2 separate regions of the Mus musculus genome follow, and region 2 is linked to region 1. The links are chromatin contacts, found by Hi-C in ENCODE. All regions are on one chromosome and are shown on one strand. Each heading gives the region's core, a stretch centred on a gene start or an enhancer-like site at or near the end of the contact. The rest is flanking DNA. Distances are from core to core; before and after follow the strand shown. Region 1 holds the start of Cmtm1 (CKLF-like MARVEL transmembrane domain containing 1). Region 2 holds the start of Chst4 (carbohydrate sulfotransferase 4).

Region 1 (6,873 bases), core at 404-2,903:
CAGAGTGGCCCATGGCTGTGTGGCTACTGAGCAGAGGGGATAGGGCTAATATGGTTTGAGACAAGCACTGACTATAAAATACACACTGAATTTCAGAGATTTTATTTTCTCACCAAAAGAACATAAAACATGTCATTAATAGCTTTTAGCATAGCAATGATCTGCAAGGGATGCAGCCAGCTCTAGGTAAGCCATTAGTGGAGTGCTGCCCAGCCCAGAGGAGAGGGGGAAGCCACTTTTCTCTGGCAGGGGAACTGCAGTTAGCTCACTTTCCCTTCAGCTCAGTGTCATTTTCCTCGGGCCTGTCTCGACTCCTCTGCCCTACACAAATGTGTGCCCAGCCTTTGAAAGCTCACTCTGGAGATTCCTGTCACTCCACTTCTACAAAAGTTGCATCTCAACTATGGTCCCCGGGACTTAATCTCCAGCTGCTGCCAGCACCAGCTCTTTCCCCAGATGAGTCTAGTGGTAGAAAAAGCAAAGAGCTGACTACTGGAGAGAGAAATGGGGGCTAGGGGAGGGGGTTGATAGCTAAATATGGTCAGTAGGGCTTTAAAGAACTCATGTGTGCACACATCCACATATGCACACAAGCATACAAGCCAGTGCAAATCAAGATGGAGAGGCAACTTGCACTCCACCTCAGGGGCAATGAGCTCTGCCCACTGCAGTTGTCTTGTCCTTTACTGTGGGTGGCTATGGGGAAAACCCCGCGTCCCTTCCCACTCTCGTGTTGGATGGTAGCACAGAGAGCAAGCTCCCTACCCGGGAAGGAAAGGAATCCATTGGGCAGATGACTGAGAATTTACTTGCCAGAAACTGACGACGGTGTCTCTGTTTGCACGTGTTTGGTTTCCTGACAGTAACATGTACTATTGCCGACTGTGCCCTTATGTGCCAGAAACTTCGGTTTCGTCCACGTCAACCTTATCAGAAAAGGTCTACTGATGACATAGATGACAGAGAATAATTTTGTACTCATTTTTACTAGTTATTAAACTAATCCTTTATATATCCCTATTATTTCTGCAGTTCTCATTTCAATGCCACTGTGAGTACCAGCTACTCTCATGTCAAGTCGACACAAGCTAGAGTCCTTTGGAAAACAGGAACCTCAGTAGGGAAAACATTCCCTATTGGCAGGCCTGTGATACATTTTCTTGATTGATGATTGATTTGGGAAGACCCAGCTGACTATGTAGGGGACAGCCCCTGGGCTAGTATTCCTGGGTACCATAAGAATGTAAGCTTGAAAGCCAGTAAGGAACATTTCTCCAAGATCTTTACATCAGCTCCTGCTTCCGGGTTCCTGCCTCCAATTCCTGCCCTGATTTCCCTGGACAATGAACTACAAGTTTTAACATGAAATAAACCTTTCCTCACCAAGTTGATCTTTGTCATTGCTCTTTTATCATAGAATCTTAGCCGATGTGTGAGCTCGGAAGATTTCTGGACCCTGCTGCACTCGACCAGCAGGCCTCACTGCATATGGCTTGGGGCTGGAATCTGGCCAGGTATACCCCCCAAATAACCCCAGAACCCCTTTTCTCTGGGTTGGCTGGCAGCAGCTCCTGTGCATGTGGTTGCTGGGTCTTGAGTTTTCAAGCTAGAGATGGCGCCTTTTTCCCACAACGAGGACAGCAGATTGCTAGGCTAGGCAGCAGCCATCAAAAAAACAGGTGCACGCGGGATAGACTGCCAGCAGCCGTTGAAGCCAGTTCCCCAGTGGGCCATCGCCCTGCGGCCACCCAGCCGACCAGAGGCACAGGGCCAGCCTGGCATAATCAGGCTTGGAACCCACCATGAATCCTGCATCCGCCAGGCGTGAGTCCGGCGGGGATGGGTCCAGGCGTGAGTCCAGACGCTTAACTTTACGACCTCGAGTGTTGGATGCTTCCTCACCTTCGGATTCACAGGCGTATGCTGCCTCTGCTCCACCTCACCAGGGACCTTCAGTACCCGGGACACCAGCCAGCCAGGGACCTTCAGTACCCGGGACACCAGCCAGCCAGGGACCTTCAGTACCCGGGACACCAGCCAGCCAGGGACCTTCAGTACCCGGGACACCAGCCAGCCAGGGACCTTCAGTACCCGGAACACCATCCCGCCAGCAATCTTTTATACGTGCCACACCAATCCGCCAGCAATCTTTTATACGTGCTATACCATCCAGGCAGCGACCTTCAGTACAAGCCATACCATCCAGCCAGCGACCTTTAGTACACGTCATACCATCCAGTCAGCGACCTTCAGTACGTGCCACACCATCCAGTCAGCGACCTTCAGTACGTGCCACACCATCCAGTCAGCGACCTTCAGTACGTGCCGTACCATTCAGCCAGCGACCCACTAGGTCCTTGCAGTCAGTGTACAGAGATCGCATTGCCGACAGATTACCAAAGAAATACACCCAACATGAGAAAGTGCCACCAACTCGACTGGTCCAAGGGTCTAAGAAAATTAAGATACCTGAAGTCGTCAAAGCACAGGCTGAGGACCAGGACAAGCGCTCAAAAAGATTCAGAGATAGCTTCTGGCATTTTTGCTGCTCAGCCAATGGGATGTTGAAGGTCTTGAGGATGGTGAGCAGGAGCTGACAGCTGATTGGCTGGGTGGAGGGAGGGTGGGTGGCCTCGGGAGTGGAGCACAAAGTTGCTGCTTGAGCAAAGTCTCCACAGTTCCCTCTGCCACAGTTTTCAGTCCTTTCTTGTCCCCAACATATGTAGCCCTGGCTGGCCTGGAGCTCACTATATAGACGAGACTATGAGACTAGCCTCGAACTCAGAGATCTCTGCCTGCATCTGCCTCCAGAGTGCTGGGACTAAATACTGATCCACCACGCCCAATATCACACACATCAATTCTCAGTACTAAAGGGTTTCCCTGCCCTCCTCTTCCTAGGGTTTCCCCTCACAAACGGAAGAATGGAGACACTAAGTAAATAACAGCGTCGTAAACTAGCAAGCACAACCAGTAAGAGCTGCCACCCAGAAGAGCTAGTCAAGCAATGCACAAGAGGCAAGAATCCAGAACAAAGGCAAGAGAGGCAGACATTCGAGTTAAAGTCAGAATGGAGGAGCGCTCCTAAGCATCCCTGACAGTGAAAGGGCCCGCGGATGGGGGCACAAACCTTCTGGGAAGGAAAGTTTCAGGATCCAAACTGAACCCAAAACAGAGACAGTCAAAGGGAACAACGTTTAAAACAGGAAAAGCAAGGGGCCCTAAGGTGGCTAAGTGTGGAAACCCTGCTAGGTCCACGCCCAGAGATCAGACTGCAATTCCCAGAACTCACCCCTGCCATTATCATCTGACCTCCACGTGCACCCTCTGCTGCAACCATCTCCTCCAACATAAACAAAGGAGCTTCAGTTCCTTATTTAACTCTAAAAAGATCCTATCTCTAGAGCTTTTCTTAAATAGTGAATCAGATCCAGGGTTGGTGTTAGGGTCTGGGCTTTCAAAGCATAAGATAGCATCCTGATGACGCTCGAACTTTTCCTTCTCTCTTTTTTATTTCATAGGAGCAAGCGTTTGGGGATGATTTGCCTTTCTAAAGAATGAATCAATCCACTTGCATTTGTCAGAGAAAACTCTACCAGTGAGCTAGGTCCCCATTCCCTTCTGAGTGATTTTTTCCCCCTCTTTTTTAAGACAGGGTTTCTCTGTGTAGCCCTGGCTGTCCTGGAACTCACTCTGTAGACCAGGCTGGCCTCAAACTCAGAAGATCTGCCTGCCTCTGCCTCCGTAGTGCTGGGATTAAAGGCATGCGCCACCACTGCCCGGCCTGAGTGATTTTCTTATAGTCAGTCAAACATTGATGTCAAAACTTGATCAGGTTTAGAAAAAGCAAACACAATAGAGATCTCACAGAACAAAAGCAAAGATTAATATACAGGCCTAAGATTAGCAAGTGCTCTGATCACAGGATGTATCCCAGAACGGGAAAAAAGGTTACCATATTTTCTTTTAAAAAATCGTCTTTATTTTTAAAACATATAACACAAAGAGGAAAACAAGAGTGCTTTCCTATTAGAGCCCCTAAATTAATCCACCATATTATGAGTAAAATCTTATGAGATTAAATCAAACTATGTTTGAGAACATGTGAAAAACATGAACGTTTGTTTCTGATTCCCAGAAAGGAGAAAGAGGGGGCAGAGAGAGCTGGAAAATAAGCAAAGAGCTTTCATTGCCGTTCTAACACTAAACAGCTGAGCCCAACTCAGCAAGGTCTTTAGCTAAGGCATCACAAGTGTTCTTCTTCCCATGATGTAGAGAGGGGATGTCTACCAGCGAGAGAGGACTTTTCCAGCATGACAGTCACTCCAGAACTCTTCATCATAATGGAGGAAAGGAAATGAGACTACCTGAAGGGAGGCCAGATGTATTTCTTTCCACTGGCACAGTCACAAATCTTGAATCCATTGGGAGATCATATACAACAAAGTAATGTAGCTGGGTGGCAAGCAAATTAATAAACTAAAAAGCTTTCCTATAGTCAACTCAAATGTAAGAAGCCAAGCCAATGACAGACAGCTTGATTGAATCCCAGCATTTGGGAGACAGAGGCAGACAGATCTTTGTGAGTTCAAAGCCACCCTGGGCTGCATGGTGAGCTCCAGGACAGGCAGGACATAGTGAGACTCTTTCTCTAAAGCAAAATAAAACAAGCAAAATACAAAGTAAGGAAATGATTATCTTCACGCAATGATCAATATTTAGAAAAGAAGTAAAAATAAGAACCAGTAAGAAGAAAACTTTAAAACCTTCCCTGGGGAGAAAACACACTAAAATAACAATTTAGTGTTATTGATTAAAAGTTGGATGAACTCCTAATGAAATGCCCACAGGTGTGATGTAGGAACACAACCAAGGTACACATGGGTGTCATAAGCAGTCTGAAGCAAAAAATGAGAACAGTGGCTCAAACAGGATCACTAGTGAGCCGCCCTACCATTTGCAAAGCACTATGGGAGCTGGAGAACTGGCTCAGCAATTAAACTGGGGTCAGGTTTCAGCATAGGTGGCTCACAATGCCCTTTATGTTTCCTTGCAGGAATCTCACAGCCTCCTCTGCCTCTGTGAATACATACACAACACAACACAACATAACACACACAAACACACACACACACACACACACACACACAGAGAGAGAGAGAGAGAGAGAGAGAGATCATTTTAAAAAGAACAGTACTTTAAAACTAAAAAACGCAATCAGAGAACAGCATGGAAAGAGATACAAATACATCTGAGAATTTAGTAGATGACAAAAATGGCATCTCCCAGAGACCGGCTGGGATAATGAGCTGTTTGGCCAGAAAGAAAACTGCGGTTCTACCTCACATCTCTTTACTTTTATATTTACCAGTACATACTTGCATCTCCTTCTAGAAATACAGTCTAGTAATAGTGATCTCTCCTCAGGAGACAGACTAGCTAGGAGTGCTGGCACTCACCTCTAATCCCAGCGCGGAGGAGGAGGCAAAGGCAGACAGATCTCTGATTGAGGTCAGCTTGTAAGAGTGAATTTCATGCCAGCCAGGGATGCATAAGGAGATCCTATAAAAACAGAAGAACTAGGTGTGGATAGAGAAGAAGAAAGAAGATTAAGAACTTCTTTGGCCAGTGATGGTGGTGGTGCCTGCCTTTAATCCCAGCACTTGGGAGGCAGAGGTAGAGGATATCTGTGAGTTCCAGGCCAGCCTGGTCTACAAAGGGAGTCTGAGGACAGCCAGGGCTATACAGAGAAACCCTTGAGAAAGCAACTCCTGTCCTGTGTTCAATCCTTATTATTTGCATATATCTTAACATTTACATATATTATTTAATTTAATGATTTAATTTTATTATTTAAGGCTGGGAATGTAGCTCAGTAGTAGATTGGCTCGCCTAGTATGAGGAAGGCCCTGTGCTTGATCCCTAGCACTGAAAAAATAATTATTTAATTAAAGGTCGAAAATTGCCAACTTGTCGGTAGTACAGGGTTTACTTGCACATGCCAGGCTCTGAGCTCAATCCTCAGTACCACAAAATAAGTAATTAACTTAAAACAATATTGAAACCAAACCACTCGTGGGAAACAGTACAGATGAGCATTGGGAAGATGGCTCTGAAGACAAGTGCTTGGTGCAAGGCCTGACCCATGAGTCCAGACCCTCAGAAGCCACCCAGAAGCAGGATGAGGTGGGATGCAGTGTGTAGTCCCAGCTTTCCTGCATTAAGGTGGGAAGCAGAGACAGGAGAGGAGCCTTGAGGTGTGTGGGCCAGCTTGCCCAGAGTAGGTGGCAGGCATGGCAGGAACAGCAAGAGGCCCTGTGCCAAAGAAGGTGGCAAGTGATGCCCGACACTGAGGTTGGCCTCTGATATTACATGCATCCCCATAGCCTCACACATAAACATGAACACAGGACCGTACCCGTGCACACGCACATGTATGCACAAACAGACATTTTAAATAAGAGACTATTGCAGTATCATAAAATTAAATGTAACAAATGCTGCCCGTGAATATGTGCTCCTGGCAAGCAGCTACCCGCATTGAACGAACCTGTTCTCTCCCGACAGTGTATTACGGCAACCTCAGTGTTTTGTTTCGTCATTGGTGGTGCCCAGGAGCTGTTTGTAGTCATCATGATTCAGGAAACCTGCATCGTCCTATTTTTCATCATCATCTATTTGGTAACCCTTCAAACCACGATGGCCTGTATCCACTGGCCTCTGCTTGTAAGTTATTCGTTTTTGTAACTCAAAACTCGTTTTGTAACTTGTAAGTTATTCGTTTTGTAACTAAGCTTTGCCCATAAACCCAAGAGTAAGCCTTTGGGAAAGACAATGAGTTAATTAGCCAAGGTCAAGACAGAGCATCGTCCT
Region 2 (6,700 bases), core at 2,497-4,996, 5.7 Mb before region 1:
CTCCAGTGAGACTCTTATGCCTTTATTGGTGGGGGTGGGGGAGAGTAGTCACCCACATTGCTGCTGGATGATCTTTTCCAAAGATACAGCTAAGCTCCCCCAGATCACAGTTGCTTGGCTCAGAGGACAGTTACTCATGACACCGTGATAAAATAAAATTTCATCCTGAGAATAAACCATAAAAGAAAATGAGGAGCTGGAGAGATGGCTCAGTGGTTAAGAGAACTGACTGCTCTTCCAGAGGTCCTGAGTTCAATTCCCAGCAACCACATGGTGGCTCACAACCATCTGTAATGGGATCTGATGCCCTCTTCTGGTGTGTCTGAAGATAGCTACAGTGTACTCGTATAAATTAAATAAGTTAATAATCCTTTAAAAAATAAAACAAAACATAGAAAGGTTTAATCTAAGTCTCAGAACATTTGTAGCAGGTAAGACTTAAGGATAACATATGCTCTGTGGTGAAAGAGTATGAAAAGTTCAGAGTTCAAGTCAATCATACTTACTGTCTGATAAACCAATGGGAGGCGCTCTTAAGACAATGATTTACTTGTTCACAGAGAAATTAGTTTAAAAGCAAACGTACGGATGATCAATATAATTGCTTGTTTTACTAACTTTAACTAACTTTAAAAAGCTTCAATCGCTTGGGAAAACTGAGTCATGAGAAAGTGTTTGGTTTTGTTGTCTGAAATAAATCTAAATGCTACACAGAAGTTAACGTTGCAGGATTGGTGAGGCCGCGCTTCCGGATGTTCAACAACCAAACTCTGATGCCCTCCCTCGTACCAAAGATAAGAGGATCATAAAAGACCGACAGTGCTGTAGTCCTTGTCATCCATGATCACCTGAGACCCCGGGCATGATGGGATGCCTCTATTAAGTCACCTGTTCACAAGATCAGAAGGCCATTTGGTCTCCAAAGAGACTGAAAGGTTGGTTACCAGTACACATCCTACGGCTCGAAGCGTCAATGGAGGACATTGTGCTTTCTAAGGAGGCTACATGGTCCACAGTGCCCTGACTCGTCCCTACAGATAACAACACTACTGGTAGAGAAAAATCAACCAAATTCATGGGTCTCCTCATATCTTCTTATGAGGAAACTAAGGAATCTCAGGTAGCATCAAAAATTTAATAATAATAATTTTGAAAAAGCCCACGGATACCTGCCTACCATTAATTAAAAAGAAAAAACAAAGACATCATCCAAAAAGCATTAACTGTAGCTCAAGCCTGTGGTCCTAGCACTTGGAAGGCTGAGGCAAGAGGGGTCATTGAACTCTAGGCTAGCCTTGGCTACACAGTGATTTCCAGGCCAGCTGGGCTAAAGAATGAGCCCCCCCCCCATCTTGAAGAAATAAGGTTTAGCTCACAGGGGTAAATGTTTATGATATAAGGTGAAGGAGATTCTGGAGTCACCCTCTGCCAGTGTGTATGCCAATCCTCTCGAGTCATAACCACAAAGAGCTCTAGTGTCCATGAGACAGCATCGACACAGTTACACAGGCAACATCACAGAGCAAGAAAACAAGGTATGAAACAGCTCGATGAGTCGTACAAGGATGCTTTGTGTCTGAATTGTTCTTTGGAACTCAAATTATCTTAAAGCAGAAACAAAGGGCTGAGATGATGTAGGGAAGGGCTTGCTTTGCAGGCCCAAGGGGCAGAGTTTGGTTCCCAGCTTCCACAAGCTGAGCACGGTGGCCAATGTCCTTAATTCTGGTGTTGGAGATGCAGAGACAGGGGGATTCCTGGGACTTATTGGCCAAAGTCATGAGTTCTGAACTCAGTGAGAGACCTTGTTTCAAAAAATAAATAAATGAAGGACAATAGAAGACCAGACACAAGTGGCCTACACATAAGTGCACCCACACACGCGCACATGCACACACACACACACACACACACAGAGACACAGAGACACAGGCAAAGACGGAGAGACAGAGACACAGAGAGAGAAAGAGAGGGAGAGAAGAATATACAAACCTCTGTGTGCCGGAGTGAGGCATGAACCTTGGCCGGCCAACTTCTACATGCATGGGAGGAAAGGTAAATGGCTTTCTACAGACAGTGGTGTGGCTGGGCAGTTGTCTTCCCTCCTTTACACATACTGCATCCTCCAGTTCTTTGACACTGAGCAAGGACCACTCCTACAGTGAGAACAAGAGTAGACCCCAGCTGCCCATCTCTAGTTCTTCAGTGTTCATATCCCAGCAGCCACTTGGAAGAAGAGAACTTTGTCTCCACCCTGCCAGAAGGAAACAGGAAGGGACCCAGCTGAAAGTAATACGGGGGGGGGGGGGGGCAAAGGGCCTCCTCAGGTTCTTGTCATCTATACAGTGATAAGGCCTCTGGGGACACAGCTGATGGGAATCTGGCAGACCTGGGTGTGACTCACTCCCACAGGGTCTGGCTGCTCTTTTGTGAAGCCTGGAAAATACCTCAGCAGCTGATTAAGAGGAGGTATGGTCATTATTAAATGATAGCTAACAATTTCGCCAGATTTATTTTATTTATAAGTGTGTGCATGTGCGTGTGTGTGCATGTACGTGTATGAGTGTGTATATGTGTGTGTGTGTGTGTGTGTGTGTGTGTGTGTGTGTGCACGTGAGTGCTAGTGCCTACAGAGGCTTCAGGTCCCCTGGAGCTGGAATTACCCCTGATGTGGGAGCAAGAACTGACCTAGGATCCCCTGCAAAAAACAGTATTGCTCCTAACCACAGAGCCATCTCTGTAGCCCCCGTAACTAACACCTTTAAACCCTTATTATTGCATAAAATTGGACAGGGGCTCTGTGCACACTAATCCCAATATTTATAATATGTAAGATAGGCACTGTCATGCCTATTTTATATTGATTTTCCAGTCAGACCTCACCCTTTGTACTCCATGGCAGTTTATGGTTTGTTTTTTTTTTTTTTCCCAGATGCATCCATTGGTTTAGTTGGATACATTGTATCCACTCTGGACAATCAGATAAAGTAGCCCAGAGTGGGTATATGTCTTGCCCAGGGGCGTACAATGATTAAGAAGTTGTAATTTTCTATAATTTGCTTTTTGTCATAAAAGGCAAATTCTTCCCCCTTTAATCAAACCAGACACCGGGAAATCTATACTCTCCTAGCCAAGAGCATGCGTGTTACCCTCTTACAAGGAGAGTGAAGATATTGGGCAATGACATAAGAGCTAAGAAATGTTACCTCCCTAGGGTGGGGTAAAGAAACAGGTGCGATGCCTGGAAAAATAATCTTTGTACAGCCTCCTTAGAGATAAGGGCAAAATACAGGAGGGAGAACAGCTTACAGGACCTTATGGGCTGAATAACGCTCTGGCAACACGCCTTCCAACCTCACCTCTGGAACCCCAGGGGTCTCTTCTCCTTCCATGATGCCCTAAAGGGATCCAATGCCCTTCTGGCTGCCTAAGAAGAGTAGACATTCCAGTATCATCTGCCATCCTCCTCGGCTTAGCCCACCTACAGGGAGGCTCCTCACCCTGACCCTTCACCCGACCCCTTACCCCTTACCCCTCAACCCTCAAGGGATTCCAGCTGCCCGTACCACAGCTTTCCTGGAGGCAGAGCCTTCTGGAGCCTGTCTTGCAAGGCGGGGGTGCTGTTTCAACATAAAGAAGAGGGCAAGCAGAAGGGTTAGGTATGCAAAATGCCAAGGAGGAGGAGTTCATGAGTCAGAGAGAGAACGGTGCTGAGCCTGGCAGGCAGTGAGCGAGCCTCTCAGTCATTGTGGGCCCTGAGGAAGCCTAAGGTAAGAAGAGAATTCCTTGGGGAGCAGCTATCACGAAGGGCATTATCCCAGCTACAGGATCAGTGTATCAGGTAACCCTGACATCTAAGCTGGGGATTTTGATGGCTGGAGGAAGAGGGCTAGGAAAAAGGAATGGTGTTGGGGAACACTCTGGTCACCAAGGGGATCTTCTAGAAAAGAAAAAAAAAAAAACAAAACCTCAAACTGCCTACCAGAAGCTGAACCCCACCAGCTCCACCCATAAAGGATGAGAAAGAGCCTCAAATGTGGGTAGGAATGTTGCAATGGAGCCCTAGTATATCTGACCATCCAGATTCTCTCCCGTTCTCCGCTGAATGGGGGATCGGAGCAGGGACCTGCAGGTTTTGTCCAGCTCAGGCAGAGTGGAGAGCATGGCCATTAATCAGATCAAATGGGTAGAGCTATTGCAACGAAACATCAATCAATCAAATGTCAGTTGTTCCTTTTGAAAAATAAGGAATCGGTTGCGGGGGGGGGGGGGGGCAGTGAGATGGTTCTGGGTAAGGGTGCTTGCCACCAAGCCTGAGGATCCGAGTTCCAGTCCCAAGACCCACTTGGTGGGAGAGAATCCGTTTCCACAGTTTTCCTCTGACCTCCGCACACATGGTAGGACATATATAGTACATATTAAAATGTAAATTTTAAGAATAGGGAAGTGGCCAACACTGTTTTGACAGTCTCATTGTGTCTAATTGGACACACAAAGGGCTCTGGAAGTCCAGAAGTGTACTGTAAGATGTGAAATATAATGGCCTTTATGGAGCAAGCATGTCAGCTGAGGTGGAGGGGACCTTTGCCTCAAACGGCCCTGGGTAATTCAATTTTGTTAGAGCCAGAATTTGATGCGTATAAAGTAAGTATGACATTGTGCCCATTCCCCTCAAGTCAACAAGGGCACCCCAAGTGTCAAGACTGTCCCCACAGATATTGGTTCACTCTGACATTCATAGACAGGTGTTTCCCTGAGCTGTGTGCCCAGCACTGTCCACGGGCTTGCAGGTGGGTACAGTCCCTCTATTAGTCTGACTTGTTGAGTTTGTTCATTGGAGTGTGGTAGCTAAAGGTGTAATCCTGGCACTTGGGAGGCAGAAAATGCTGTTTGGTTGAGTTCGGGGCCAGCTTGGGATGCAGTGTGAGTCACTGTCTTAAGCAAAGTTTGTTTTGTGGTTGTCTTTATCTGGTAACTTAATCCCAAGAGTTTCCCAGGTCTGTAGGCTATCTGTGGTGACGGCAGTGTCCCCAACCCACCTCCATTCCCTGTGTGTAGCGACTTCCTGCTGTCTCTACCTTCTGCTTGCTGGGACATTGTTTCCCTAAAGAATCTAAAGTGGAGTAGTGCGAGCCTTTAGAATGCTGGCCTCTTAGATTGATATGCAGGGTTTCTGTCTGTCTGTCTGTCTGTCTGTCTGTCTGTTTAGTTGACTTTGGTCAGGATTTCCCATTTTGCTTCCAAAAACATGTGTTCCTGATTGGTAGGAGAGGATCTGTAATCCAGGCCCCTGTAGTCAGTATGGAAGGAAGCCCCCAACCCTGGTGCCTCCGTGGTCCCTGCCCCTGACACAGGTCCCCCTCACCAACATCCTTCTGATGATGGTTCTTAAGACCTGAGTGCTTTCATGCCATTTCATTCCCAATACAATGCTAGGCATCTGTCACTGTGACCTTTAGTGCACACCTACGATCTCAGCGCTTAAGGAGTGGAGGAAGGAGGGCCAGAAGTTGAGGGTCATTTCCCAATATCTAATCAGTTTGGAGACCTTGTATCAAACAAAGCTCAAAGGTCTTTTTGCTTCCTAATAATGTGATTTTTCTCATTTCATCCAGCTAGCCATTGACTTCATTGATCCAGGAGGCTAAAGGTGTCCTAATGAGCTGTGGAAGTGTTGCCCTTGAGAGCCAGATAAGACATGGCTGCCTCTTCAGGAACTGCAGCTCACTGGGAAGTCTGCAGCTGCGCCCTGTGCAATTGGTGGCATCTCATGTACATTTGGGAGATAGGGGGATAGCTTTCTTTTGGGGAGAAAGAGGGCCTGTAAGTCCTCTCTTGAAGGAAGAATGGCAGTTCCCTAATGTCTCTCCAGGCTCCTCGGCAACAAGACAGGTCGGGAAGCCCAGAAGTTGAATCCGAGGCCTAGAAGCAGGGAAATAAAGGACAAGCAGGGCAGGTAGAGTGGGGCCCTGGGCACAAGGCCTGGGGATTTGAGTTTCAGCCTGTACAGGTTAATATGTTAATCTAAGAGATTTTAGACTAAGAGAGTAACAGGAGGTGCTTTAGAAAAAGGTGTGTGGGGTGGAGAGATGGCTCAGTGGTTAAGAGCACTGTCTGCTCTTCCAGAGATCCCGAGTTCAATTCCCAGCAACCACATGGTGGCTCACAACCATCTGTAATGGGATCTGATGCCCTCTTCTGGTGTGTCAGCAACGGGAACATTAAATAAATAAAAAAGAAAGAAAAGAAAAAAAAGAAAGAGGTATGTGGCCATGGGTGAGGGGAGGGGGCTGAGGGACAGGAGGGAAATGCCAAGGCCTGAAGCAGAGAGGAATTCCAGCGGCAGGCTGGACTTAGAGAGTTTTCTCCTCCCCAGTGAGCCTCCTTGAGCATCATGTAACCAGCACCCTCATGTCCGCCAGCTCAGGAGTGTTCTCTGCCTCCACTGTTGATTATTAAGATACATTTTGCCTGAGCTGTGCACTCGAATGCTTTCTACTGGGTTGGGCAGTCTTAGCATGTGCTGCTCAGAGCCTGGTGACCAGGGACTGCACAACTTCACAAAAGTTTGCTCTTTCTGGCCAGGGTTCATGCCAAAGAAAAATGGAGGCCTGGAGGCATCATGATAGAACAGCAGATATAAGGTGCCAGGTCGCTCCCCAACACCCACCCTAGCACTCTGAAAATAAAAAGGGAAGAAAAC

The links. A loop is a pair of places that touch in the nucleus more often than their neighbours do.
Region 2: a map of left cerebral cortex shows a loop between it and region 1 (21-fold over the local background). The contact joins the promoter of Chst4 here to the promoter of Cmtm1 in region 1. A Hi-C loop is called at or near these places in 4 of 37 maps with a recorded cell type or tissue (Patski, heart, left cerebral cortex and 1 more).

The regions. Positions count from the first base shown.
Region 1 is chr8:104,304,925-104,311,797 of GRCm38, reverse strand. It overlaps Cmtm1 (CKLF-like MARVEL transmembrane domain containing 1), which reads left to right and starts at 1,653. Exons shown (of 4, transcript NM_181990.2): 1 at 1,653-2,318; 2 at 6,568-6,726. The coding sequence starts at 1,803.
Region 2 is chr8:110,036,380-110,043,079 of GRCm38, reverse strand. It overlaps Chst4 (carbohydrate sulfotransferase 4), which reads left to right and starts at 3,746. Exons shown (of 2, transcript NM_011998.4): 1 at 3,746-3,838.